Regions from separate parts of the Homo sapiens genome. Here regions 1, 3 and 4 are each linked to region 2. A link is a contact called in ENCODE Hi-C data. All regions are on one chromosome and are shown on one strand. Each heading gives the region's core, a stretch centred on a gene start or an enhancer-like site at or near the end of the contact. The rest is flanking DNA. Distances are from core to core; before and after follow the strand shown. Region 1 holds the start of EPCIP-AS1 (EPCIP antisense RNA 1). Region 2 holds the start of RCAN1 (regulator of calcineurin 1). Region 3 holds the start of TMEM50B (transmembrane protein 50B). Region 4 overlaps CBR1-AS1 (CBR1 antisense RNA 1).

Region 1 (2,700 bases), core at 61-2,560, 1.8 Mb before region 2:
TATGGGTAAACTGAGGCTCAGCGACTGCAAGGGACTGGCCCAAGGTCACTCAGAACCAGAGCTGCAACTCCAGGCTTCTGTTCCCTCTCCTAGTATTCCTTTTTACAAACTCGGCCTTCATGGTCGAGGATGCCTGGACAGAGCATCCAAGAAGTGTGGGCGCAGTGACCTGCAGAGGGCTCGGAAAGCATGCCAAGAGCAGCCAGGGGACCCACACCAAGTTGGCCCTGAAACACGCCAGGCAGAAAAGAGGCAGGACAGGGAACACCGAATTTCCCCTGAAACACTCTGAATGCCTGATCTGAGCTCCGGCCCCGTGGCAGAGGAGGTGGTTAAGAAAAGGCTGGGGGCAGCGCGGGAACGCGTCCCTTGCCCGAGCAGAAGGCCGGAGGCTGGGGAAGATTCGCAGCCGGTCGGACGGCAGGGGACTCCGTTCCAGGGCTCCGGGGCTGGGCGTCCAGAGAATACGGGGGCGGGGGACGGGGGCCTGCGTCGGGGATGCGGCCGTCTAAGGGCGTCCGAAGCGCGCACTTTACCTTCCTCCTCGTCCTGGAAGCTGAGCAGGCTGGCCCGGGGCACCTCTTTGTTCTCGCGAGGCCTCTTGCGCGGCTTCAGCCCGTTGCCGGGCTCCGCGCCGCCGGGGAAGCCGCCCCCGGCCTCAGCCCCGAGGCCCGGGGTCAGCGCGGAAGGCGGCGACGGCCCCGGGCCCAGCAGCGACTCCCCGCCAGGGGCCCTGTCGCCGCCACCGGGGCCCGCCTCTTCGCCCGTGCCCGGCGGCGGCAACAACGGCGGCGGCTCCTGCTCCTCATCGCGTTCCCGCTCTTCCTCTTCGGAGTCGTTCCGCTTGCGCACGTTCACCCGCCGGGCCTTTCGGAACATCCCCGCGGCCCGCACGGCGGTCGAATACTCGCTTCCACACCGCGGCCCCGGCAGCGCCGAGCTCGTGACGGCGCACGCGCGCTCTCCGGAGCTCCAGCCGGGTCGAGTCCTCTGTTGCTACCGCGCACCCCACGAGCGCGCATGCGCCTATGCTCCCACGCGCTCTCAATACTTGGAGAAAGAGAGAGAGTGAGAGAGAGAGAGAGAGAGAGAGAGAGAGAGAGAGAGAGAGAGAGAGAGAGAGAGAGAGAGAGAGAGAGAGAGAGAGAGAGAGAGAGAGCGAGAGAGAGAGAGAGAGAGAGAGCGAGAGAGAGAGAGAGAGCCCCACACCTCTCGCGAGAGCGTCGGCTCTTTGCATCGCTCTCTGTCGGAGTGGAGTACTATTAGCATGGAACTCTGGTGTTGTTTGACAGGTCACAAAGAGGATCATAGAGATGAGAAGAAAGAGTAGGCTCTGTTGTCCCTCAGACGGCGCTGCTGCAGTGCGTCTTCGCACTTACGCGGAGCGGTAATGTGAGGAAGCCTCCCGCCAAACAGATGAGGGAGGAGGAGGAGGGGAGAGGCCAGAGAGAGAAGCGGCTTTCGGGAAGGAAAGTGTGATCTAGTAGGTGGAATAGTCCTCTCCAAACTTTGACCTGAGGTGTGACTATTGGTAATTACTAGTTATTCTTGAGTAATACTTTGTATTTCTACAGCTTTATAGCTACAGAGCTCTTAGAAAGACATTGAATTTTATTTATGATACAATGTTACTTCAAAGACATTGAATTTCATTTATGGTACAATGTTACTTCAAAGACATTGAATTTCAGTTATGATACAATGTTACCTGGCTTGATGTCCCCCGTTCCCCAGTCTTTCAGGAACAAGGAAAGCAAAAGTGTTTCCGTGTTTTCTAAAGAATGCCAAGTTTGCAAGCAATTCTATGACTAAATACTTTCCAAAGCTTAGTGAGTTTCAGAAACAAGTGGAAGGAAAATAGAGCAGGGGGTGGGGAAGGTTGTGACAGTTCTCAGACTTGCGTGACAAAGCCCTCGCTGGCCACACCTTCACAGGGTGATTGCGCCTAAGGTTGAACTCACCGGCTTTCCCTATCTCATCACCGAACTAGAAGTTTTTCCTTCGGGCATGCACCTGTGCATGCGAATTCATTTTGATGTTTCGAAATTAAAAGGGTATTCGGTAGAGTGAAAAAAATCCACCCATGTCTGGAAGGCTGTTCACTTCCTCAGTGGCAATGTTAACAGTTTCTTATGATCCTCTAAAGATGTTCCATGAACATAAAAGCAAATAAATATGCATATTTTAATGTGTTCCCCTTTTTACACAGATGGTGTGTAAGCTGCATTTTTAGCCTACCGTAGATTGGAGATCGGCCCATATCTGTATATGAAGGGTTGTGTTTTTTTGGTTTTTTGTTTGTTTGTTTTGAGACTAAATTTCGCTCTTGTCGCCCAGGCTAGAGTGCAATGGCGCGATCTCCGCTCACTGCAATCTCCGCCTCCCAGGTTCAAGTGATTCTTCTGCCTCAGCCTCCCTAGTAGCTGGGATTACAGGCACGTGCCACCACGCCCAGCTAATTTATTTTGTATTTTTGTATTTCACTCTGTTGGCCAGGATGATCTCAATCTCTTGACTTCGTGATCCGCCCGCCTCAGTCTCCCAAAGTGCTGGGATTACAGGCGTGAGCCACCGCGCACGGCCGTCTATTTTTTTTTTTAACCCACCTGCGTAGTGATTCATTGTTGGGATATACCGTAATTTATTTAACCAGTTCCATAAACATTGATATTTAGATTATTTCTAGTCTTAATCAGTGCT
Region 2 (2,700 bases), core at 56-2,555:
TGGTGTTGTATTGGCAGCAGCCTTCAACTATAGTTCATTGACAGCATTTGTGGACCCACAGCCAAGCGCTGAAAGCACTGCTTTTTTTGACAGCTGCTCTCCTAATGGGGCATCTCTCAAAGACCGGTTTCATTCTGTGACGCCCACGTTGTCCACATTTTATTCTGCACAATAACTGCAGATTTGAAATAAATTCTTCCTCCCCACCACCATTATTGATTACTCATACCTGCCCCTCACCCTCCAAAGTGTCTAAATTGTGTGGATTTTGCGGGGGTGGGGGGAGGCGGGGGAAGGAGTCGACTCCCCATGTACTGGGTGTCCCCGATGGCGGCAAGCCACACCTTCACACAAGGGGGCAAGGTTCTTGACTAAATATCCTAAAGGTCTGAAAGATGGTCCCCTTCCCCCCAACACAATTCCACCAAAACTGGCCAGCCGCTGGCTAATGAGCAACCACGGATCCTCACCCAAACATTGGCTTTTCTTCCAATAGTGCAGATTGGGAATGCAGGGACGTCGTCCTATTTATGAACACTGAGTCACGTCGCCGCTCAATGTCTGTTTCCTCCTCCCTAGGAATGAGGTGACCCCCTCCTCCAGCGAGTAAATGCGGGGCGATGGCGAGAGCGCAGGGGGCGGCGGCGCTGCCCCACCTTGGGGAGCGAATTCACCCCCCTAGTCGCACCAGCCTGGGCGCACACGGGGGCCGGGGCGAGCCTGTGGGACTCTGCAGTGAGCTCCGCGCGCCCCGGGGGTGCTAGGGGACCGGGACCCTCGGGGCGCCGTCCCCACGCCCCAGCCCTGACGGGTCCGCGGCCGAGCAGCCCGGGGGACGTCGCTGCCTCCCCGCCCCGCGCGCGGCCGGGACTGGGCGCTGCGACCCGCGCCGCCTCCTCGGGCAACAAGTGTCCGCCCTCCGCCCCGACGGCCCGCCCGGCGCGGTCCTCACCCGGCACAGGCCGTCCACGAACACGCGCGGGTCCAGGTGACAGGCGATGGTGGCGCTGGGCAGGTCCTGCAGGTCCACCTCCTCCATCTCGCAGTCAATGAAGCTCCAGTCGCCGCCGCCCTCGTCCGCCTCGGCCGCCCCCGAGAGGGGCGCGAAGGGCCGCAGCGTCACCCCGGGCCGCGCTCGCGCCTCGGCCGCCTCCGCCGCCTCCGCCGCGGCCCCGAGCTGGGGACCGGCCACGCCGTCCTCCATCCCCGCGCCCGCGCGACCCTGTGCGCCCCAGCGGGCTGCTCCGGGCTTGCGCGCCGGAGCCTCACGCGCTCCGGTCCGCGCCCGGCCGGCGGCTCCGCCGTTAACCCCCTCGGAATCGCGCGGCGGCAGGCGGCGGGCTGTCAGCAGTCTCCCAGCGACACGGCCTCCCAGCGCCAGCCCCGCCCGTCACCGTTCCGCGCGGGAGGGGCAGAAGCCCGGCGCGGCGACCGCCCCCCCAGCCCCTAGGGCCGGCCACCGGCAGATCCAACGGTGGCCCCTTTAAGGCCGGCGCCGGTTGGGTTATTGTACCCCGCCCTTCCAGGAGACGGGGCCAATAAAGGAACGGAATTCTCTTCACGTGACCTTCCTTCTGCCGCCCGAAGCCCGAAGCCTCAGGGCGGCCATGTTGGTTAGGGGCAAAGTCCTCGTCCCCAGTTCCGCTTTTCTGACAGCTGGTGCCAGCTGAAGGACGCCGGGCAGAGTCCTCGGCTCTTGGGCCCTTGGGGTGATAACTGGGGAGGCAACGTTTTTGTGGTTCCCATGCGGGGACGTTTTGAAGCACAGGGGCCCACTTTTGGGAATTTAAGCGAGACATAGTCTCCCTGTGGCTCTGTGGCCCCTGGCAAGTGGTTAGATGCTTACCGTATATTATCAGATATAGTCGCAATAAAGACTGAACTAGACCATGATAACAATGCCTTACTTTTCTATTTCAGCGTATTAGTCACTATACCATTGTGAAAATTTATGTAATTAGAAGTAATTTTTCTGAATTACCATTATATGCTATGTACAATAGGACATAACGAAAGAATTAAGAGATCACCCCTTTCCTTTGGGGAATAGCGGAAAAATAAGAGGACCTCAAGTGAGCAGACATGTCTCTTCCTGAAAAATAGAATTCTTTTTTGGACAGTATGATACAGTGAGAACTTGGGTCTGAATTTCAGCTTTGCTTTTTAACTACTTGTACAAATAAGCTGAATCTTAGTTTCCTCATCTGAAAAAAATGAAGACATATTACTAAGAATTCAGTCAGTGCTTAATAAATGGTAGCTGTTTATGCACTGGGTTCTTTGGAGGTTGTGAAATTACAGTTATATTTTTTCTTAGAGTAGGCTTACTCTCTAGTTAGGAAGTGTTAGTAATTATAACAAAAAGTATATCCAACAGCTGAGATTTATTCAGAACTTGCCATGTGCACGGTTCTATGATTACTATTATCATAGTCTTAGGACAGTTTGTGTCCTCAGGGAGCTAAACCCAAGAGGAATAATAATACCCATCTAGAGATAACTCATAAAATAGAATATGATATGAGGATGTGAAGAAATTGGAACCGTCATACTGTGAAAGGGAAATCTTGGGCCCCCAAAATCACTAAGGAAAACTAAAGCTGGAAGTTGCTTAGAGCCAACCAGCCTCCCATTCCATTCAAAGTCACCCCTCTGCTCACTGAGACAGATGCATTTCACCGAGACAGATTTGCCTCCTTT
Region 3 (2,700 bases), core at 54-2,553, 1.1 Mb before region 2:
CTGCTTTTCCAGCGCGATAAATATTCAAGATAACTTTTGGTTTGCATTTCAATAACAAAGTCTTGCACCACTATCTTCAGTTTAAAAAAAAAGTTTAATGTTTGCTCTACGTTTGAAATGCATGCAGGTTTAAAAGACAAGAAACAAAATGATGAAAAAGTGTGACCGGCCTGAGAGTTCAGAGCCTCTGAAGTGTCAAGGGATCCACAGTGCAGGTAGGATGAAGAGTCTGAGAAGGGAGATGGGATCCTCCGAAAAGAGAAAATCGGGTCTTACAGCGCGATGTAAGACGATGCGGATGCCACTTCCCTCCCACCCCGTCCCGTCCGAGGCCTCCGCCCCCTGCCCCTCCGCACCCCCCGACCCAGGCACGCGCAGCGGGGAGCAGCCCAGCCTAGCCCGTCTCACTGCTTTGGTTTTGAAAGGTCACGTATTTACCTTAGAATTTCAGCACCTTCCAACTTACTGTTTTAAGTACCTTTAACCAGCCTATTGGCTAAAAACCGAAACGGTCCTACCCGCGACTACCACTGCTCCAGTGACAATGCTCTGCTGCTACTTATTTAACGGAGCTCAAGGTTTATAATTCTCGAAAGAATGTTGTTCCCCTTCCCTTTCCCCTCCCGCCTCTGTACTTGACTCTCGTAAGAATGAAATCAGAAAAGTGCAGAAAACACAGGCTCCTAGCAATGGTTCGGGGCAAACGGGAGGGGCGAAGAAGGGCTGGAGCCGCCCCGGGGCCCTCGCTCCGGCCTCGGGAGGGCGTCGCGGCCGCAGCAGGGCGTCCCGAAAACCGTCGCCTCCGTGCCCGCCGCGCGAGAAGGTGAAAGGCACGAGATGGAGCCTCTCCAGCCCTCCCCAGGAACGCAACCTGACGGCGTGACAGCGCGGCAGGGCAGCCTCCCCGGGCTGCTTGCGGGTCGCGGCGGCGCCACGGTCACGGTCGGCCCGAAGGGACGCGGGCAGGGGCAAGAAGGGGCGGCGGGGGCTCCGCGGGCCCGAGTCTGCAGGCCGGCGCCGAACGCAGGGAAAACCCGGCTGGACGGCCCCACAGCCCCCAGAAGGCCGGGCCGGACAGGGCCCGACGAGGGAGCCTCCTTACGCGCGGGCGGCGGGCGCGAGCCCTCTACGGTTGCCTGGCGCCGGAGACCCACAGACAGGACTCACCCAGCTTCCTCAAACGCCCACGCCGACTTCAGGCGCGCGCGCAGGAAGGAGACTGCTGCGCCACAACCCTGCCGGCGTCCCGCGGCTCCACCTCAGCCCCGGGAGCCCGGAGCTGGGAGCAGACGCGAGGATAGAGCGCCGGTGAGGCGGGGCGAGGCGCCGTGTGCACCGCAGCGACCAATCGGAGCGCAGCAAGTGGCCGGCCGGGGGCGGGGCGGGACGCGAGGGGGCGGGGAGAGGGCGTTGGCTGGGCGCAGCGGGACGCCGGGCGCTCCTCGCGACCAATCGGCGTGCAGCAAGTGGCCGGCCGGGGGCAGGGCGAGCTCCGAGGGACGGGGTGGGCTGCTCTGCAGGCCTCCCGGAGCCGGAGTTCAGACCCAGCTATCTACGGTTCCGGGCAGAGCGGGACGGGCCTCTCCTGTCCCCTGCCGGTGGGCGGCCGCCGCCGGGCTCCCACTGCTGCGTTTCTGCACGCTGACTTGAAGTGCAGTACCGTGAGATTACGTGCGGACGGAGCTCGAGACCCGGGGGACCAGGGTTTCCCTTCGCCTATGGCCGATCAGTCTTGTCTGTCTGCGAGCTGCCCAGAGTAGGGAAGGTGCTCCGGGAGGGTTCTCGGGAACGGAGGGTCTTTAGAGATGCCTTTTTCTAATCCCCTCAATTCAGAAATGGAGCCCCAGAAAGTTGAAGTTAGTAAACCAGGGCTACCCAGCGAGTGCTGGTTACCCGAGGTGATCCTCACAATACAACTAGTCTTCTGATTTCGCTCGGCGCTCTCCCGTCTATTCACGTAGATTTTTGTCTTTTTTTTTTTTTTTCGTCTTTCTTATAGTCAGATATCTTTCAGCCTCTTGGATTTTCAACATAACTTTAACAGCGTTTGGAAGCCCCGTCTAAATTTCCTACAGAAATGCCTATAACCATTTAGTTGTTTGGGGGAAAGTCGAGCTTTGTTTTTTGGGTGGTTTGTTTGTTTGTTTTGAGACAGGGTCTTGCTCTGTTGTCCAGGGTGGAGTGCAGTGGTGTGATCTTGGCTCACTGCAGCCTCTTACCTCCCACGCTCAATCAATCCTCCCACCTCAGCCTTCCGAGTAGCTGGGATTACAGGTGCGCACCACCATGCTTGGCTAATTTGTGTATTTTTAGTAGAGACGGGATTTCACCTGGCTGATCCTGAACTCCTGACCTCAGGTGATCCACCCGCCTCTGCCTCCCAAAATGCTGGGATTACAAGCGTGGGCCACTGTGCCCAGCCAAGTAGAGTTATTATCAGTGGAAATCTAAAAAGCATTTTACTTGAGGCATAATGAAGTAAAAGGTTTTGTATCATGGAATTATCACCAAAAATGCCATCCTGGATAATGTTCTCCTATAGCTCTTATACATGGGCTAGGATCTAGGTGTTCAATAAATATGTGCTGAATAATTTACTTTTGAAATATGTCACAATGCTGGCATTCCACCAGAAGAGAGGATACAGAAGGGAACACTCTCCTCTCTTTAAGAACCTTTTGAAAGGGGCGGGGGTTGCAT
Region 4 (2,700 bases), core at 190-2,689, 1.5 Mb after region 2:
AAAAAGTTTACAAATCCCATCGTAACCTGAAGGCAATTGCTTTGAGATCTGTTCACAAGAGCCATAGATTTATCATGTAACTTAACTTCATTTGGTACAAACTTTGTTTTTTTTTTGGAGTTGGCCCCATTTGGGAAAATCAGAATGTAGATCTGGAATTTAAATATTGCCTACAAAGCTAAACAGACAAAATGCAGTTGTTGCTTACCTGAAACAAATGTTTGCGGCATCTAAGGACTGATAGGCTGGGACAGAATTAAGATAGTGTTAGGAAAGGGTCCCCTAAGGTTGGGTCGAGTTGCCCTTTCATAGGAAGAAGAGAGGCCTGGGAAAACTTTCTAACCAGGAAGGTAGACATTAATGTCCATAGTTAACATTAGTCAATGATTATTTACTAGGTATGCTCTTTTTAGAGACGTTTATGTACACTCTCGTTTAGTCTTAGTACAGCTCATAATGAGCTGGTACTATTATAACCCTCATTTTACAGAGGAGGAAACAGCCTTCACATGTGTACAGAAATCAGTGAAGCCTGCCTATCACCCATACTTGCTGGGTTCAACATGAACGGCACAGGCAAGGAGAAAGCCCTGTGACCAGCGGTACCAGAAAGAGTGAAAGGGCGCCATCTAGTGACTGTCATGGTGGTTGGCAGTAGAGGTTGGAAGCCGGTGGTTTTTTTTCGTGGGTTTTTTTTGCTGTTGTTTTGGGGTTGTTTTTCTGTGTGAGACAGAGTTTTGCTCTTGTTGCCCAGGCTGGAGCGCAACTGCGGACTACCAATTTCAGTTGTTTCTATCTACTGGGAAACGGCCGCTCCCTGGTGCCAGCTGCAACCAATTATCATTTTAGCGAGGCAGGATGACAACCTCCGGCCCATCACGTGATGGTCGCCTGACATTTCTGGTGTGTGGGGGGAGCTGTCTCCTGCCCTGCTCATGCCCCACTAGCTACCTACTGTAACATTCTCGGGTATCTGGAATACAGTACTAAGCATCTTAAAAAAAACTTCACTGGCGGCCGGGCACAGTGGCTCATGCCTGTAATCCCAACACTTTGGGAGACCAAGGCAGACGGATCACGAGGTGAGGAGTTAGAGACCAGCCTGGCCAACATGGTGAAAACCCCATCTCTACTAAAAGTACCAAAATGAGCCGGCCATGGTGGCGTGCGCCTGTAGTCCCAGCTACTCAGGAGGCTGAGGCAGGAGAATCACTTGAACCTGGGAGGCAGAGGTTGCAGTGAGCCGAGATTGCACCATTGCACTCCAGCCTGGGCAACTAACAGTGAAACTCTGACTCAAAAAAAAACAAAAAACAAAAAACAACCCCCCCCCCCCCCCCACACACACACACACACACACACGCAGAGGCAAAATGGCGGGGGGTAACCTTCTAGGGGGTCATTCCACCGGAAACGGGAAGAACGACTCAGGTGAGCATGCCTGCAGCTCCAGTAAACACACGTAACTCCGGTAAACATGCTTGCCTCCCAAGCACAATCAGGTCACTGCGCATGCGGGTGGCTCACCCTAAGGGAAGAATGAAGGGAAAGGGGTGCAAGACGCCGGAAGCAGGGCAGCATGTAAAATCCTAGGTCCAAGGTCAAACGGAGCACTTGACCTCCAAGGTGCCCCCTTAAGCCTCTTCCAAGTGTACTTTCCTTTCTTTCATTCCTGCTCTAAATCTTTTTCATCAATTTCCACTCCGCTGTAAAACTTGCCTCGGTCTCTTTTCCTGCCTTATGACAATCTATTTTTTTCTTCTGAGGAAGGAAGAGTTGAGGCTGCTGCAGACCTGTACAGATTCGCTGCCGGTCTCTCAGATAACTTCCACTACTAGCAAGAAAGCAAACACACCACATCAATGAACCACCACCATGTAGCTTAAGAGCTGTAAACTTTCACTTTTACTTTTTTTTTTTTTTTTTTTTGAGATGGAGTCTCCCTCTGTCACCCAGGCTGGAGTGCAATTGTGCAATCTTGGCTCACTGCAACCTCCACCTCCGGGGTTCAAGCAGTTCTCCTGCCTCACCCTCCTGAGTAGCTGGGATGACAGGCATGTGCCACCACACCTGGCCAACTTTTTGTAGAGATGGGGCTTTGCCATGTTGGCCAGGCTGATCTCAAACGCCCAGCCTCAAGTGATCCACCCACCTCAGCCTCCCAAAGTGCTGGGATTACAGGCATGAGCCACCGTGCCTGGCCAATTCTTCACTTTTTCAAGTAAATATATGCACACTGATTAAAAACCCAAATGAACGAAAGCTAGATACAGTGGGAAGTCAGCCTCCACATCCCCCAGCTACCCAGTCCTCCCCAGAAGCAACTGCTGTTACCAGCTTCCCATGTCCCCTTCCAGAGACAGTCTAAGTAAGCAAATACTTTGATACAAATAATAGCATACCACGGTAGCCGGAATAAAGCCTCCTCACCAAGGTGTCCGTGTCCTAATGCCTGGGATCAGTAAATATGTGATACGGCAATAGGGACGGGGCAGCTGATTCAAGTTAAAGGCCTTGAGAAGGCAGATTATCCAGGTGGGCCCTATGTAATCAAACAAATCCTTAAAGCTGAGAACCTTCCCAGGCTGTAGTCAGAAGAAGATGTGACTTTGGGGTTAGAGAGACGCAAAGTTGCTGGTACTGAAGATGGAGGAAGCCACGTAATGCAGGTGACAAAAACACTGATTCTCTCCTTAGCCC

The links. Hi-C counts contacts between places; a loop is a spot of excess contacts on that map. Pooled maps may share reads with other maps.
Region 1: a map of CD8-positive, alpha-beta T cell shows a loop between it and region 2 (16-fold over the local background). The contact joins the promoter of EPCIP-AS1 here to the promoter of RCAN1 in region 2. A Hi-C loop is called at or near these places in 2 of 168 maps with a recorded cell type or tissue (CD8-positive, alpha-beta T cell and naive thymus-derived CD4-positive, alpha-beta T cell), 1 of 37 single-sample maps with no recorded cell type and 8 of 50 pooled maps.
Region 3: a pooled map shows a loop between it and region 2 (14-fold over the local background). The contact joins the promoter of TMEM50B here to the promoter of RCAN1 in region 2. A Hi-C loop is called at or near these places in 1 of 168 maps with a recorded cell type or tissue (CD8-positive, alpha-beta T cell) and 9 of 50 pooled maps.
Region 4: a loop to region 2 is called in a pooled map, with 7 times the contacts of the local background. The contact joins the enhancer-like site here to the promoter of RCAN1 in region 2. A Hi-C loop is called at or near these places in 4 of 50 pooled maps.

The regions. Positions count from the first base shown.
Region 1 is chr21:32,770,790-32,773,489 of GRCh38, forward strand. EPCIP-AS1 (EPCIP antisense RNA 1) reads left to right here and starts at 1,311. Exons shown (of 4, transcript NR_024623.1): 1 at 1,311-1,519. PAXBP1 (PAX3 and PAX7 binding protein 1) reads right to left here and starts at 966. Exons shown (of 18, transcript NM_016631.4): 1 at 537-966. The coding sequence starts at 879. RefSeq lists an enhancer at 633-1,622.
Region 2 is chr21:34,613,808-34,616,507 of GRCh38, forward strand. It overlaps RCAN1 (regulator of calcineurin 1), which reads right to left and starts at 1,306. Exons shown (of 4, transcript NM_004414.7): 1 at 953-1,306. The coding sequence starts at 1,204. RefSeq lists silencers at 821-920, 1,111-1,540.
Region 3 is chr21:33,478,671-33,481,370 of GRCh38, forward strand. It overlaps TMEM50B (transmembrane protein 50B), which reads right to left and starts at 1,304. Exons shown (of 7, transcript NM_006134.7): 1 at 1,168-1,304.
Region 4 is chr21:36,112,337-36,115,036 of GRCh38, forward strand. The region is part of intron 1 of CBR1-AS1 (CBR1 antisense RNA 1); the gene reads right to left. Among named protein-coding and RNA genes, the nearest start is that of CBR1-AS1, 13 kb to the right of the region's middle. RefSeq lists enhancers at 579-708, 749-848, 990-1,502, 1,840-1,899. Within about 2 kb of position 1,440, at least 27 of the 41 ENCODE cell types and tissues checked have a DNase peak (open chromatin) inside an H3K27ac peak, as active enhancers do.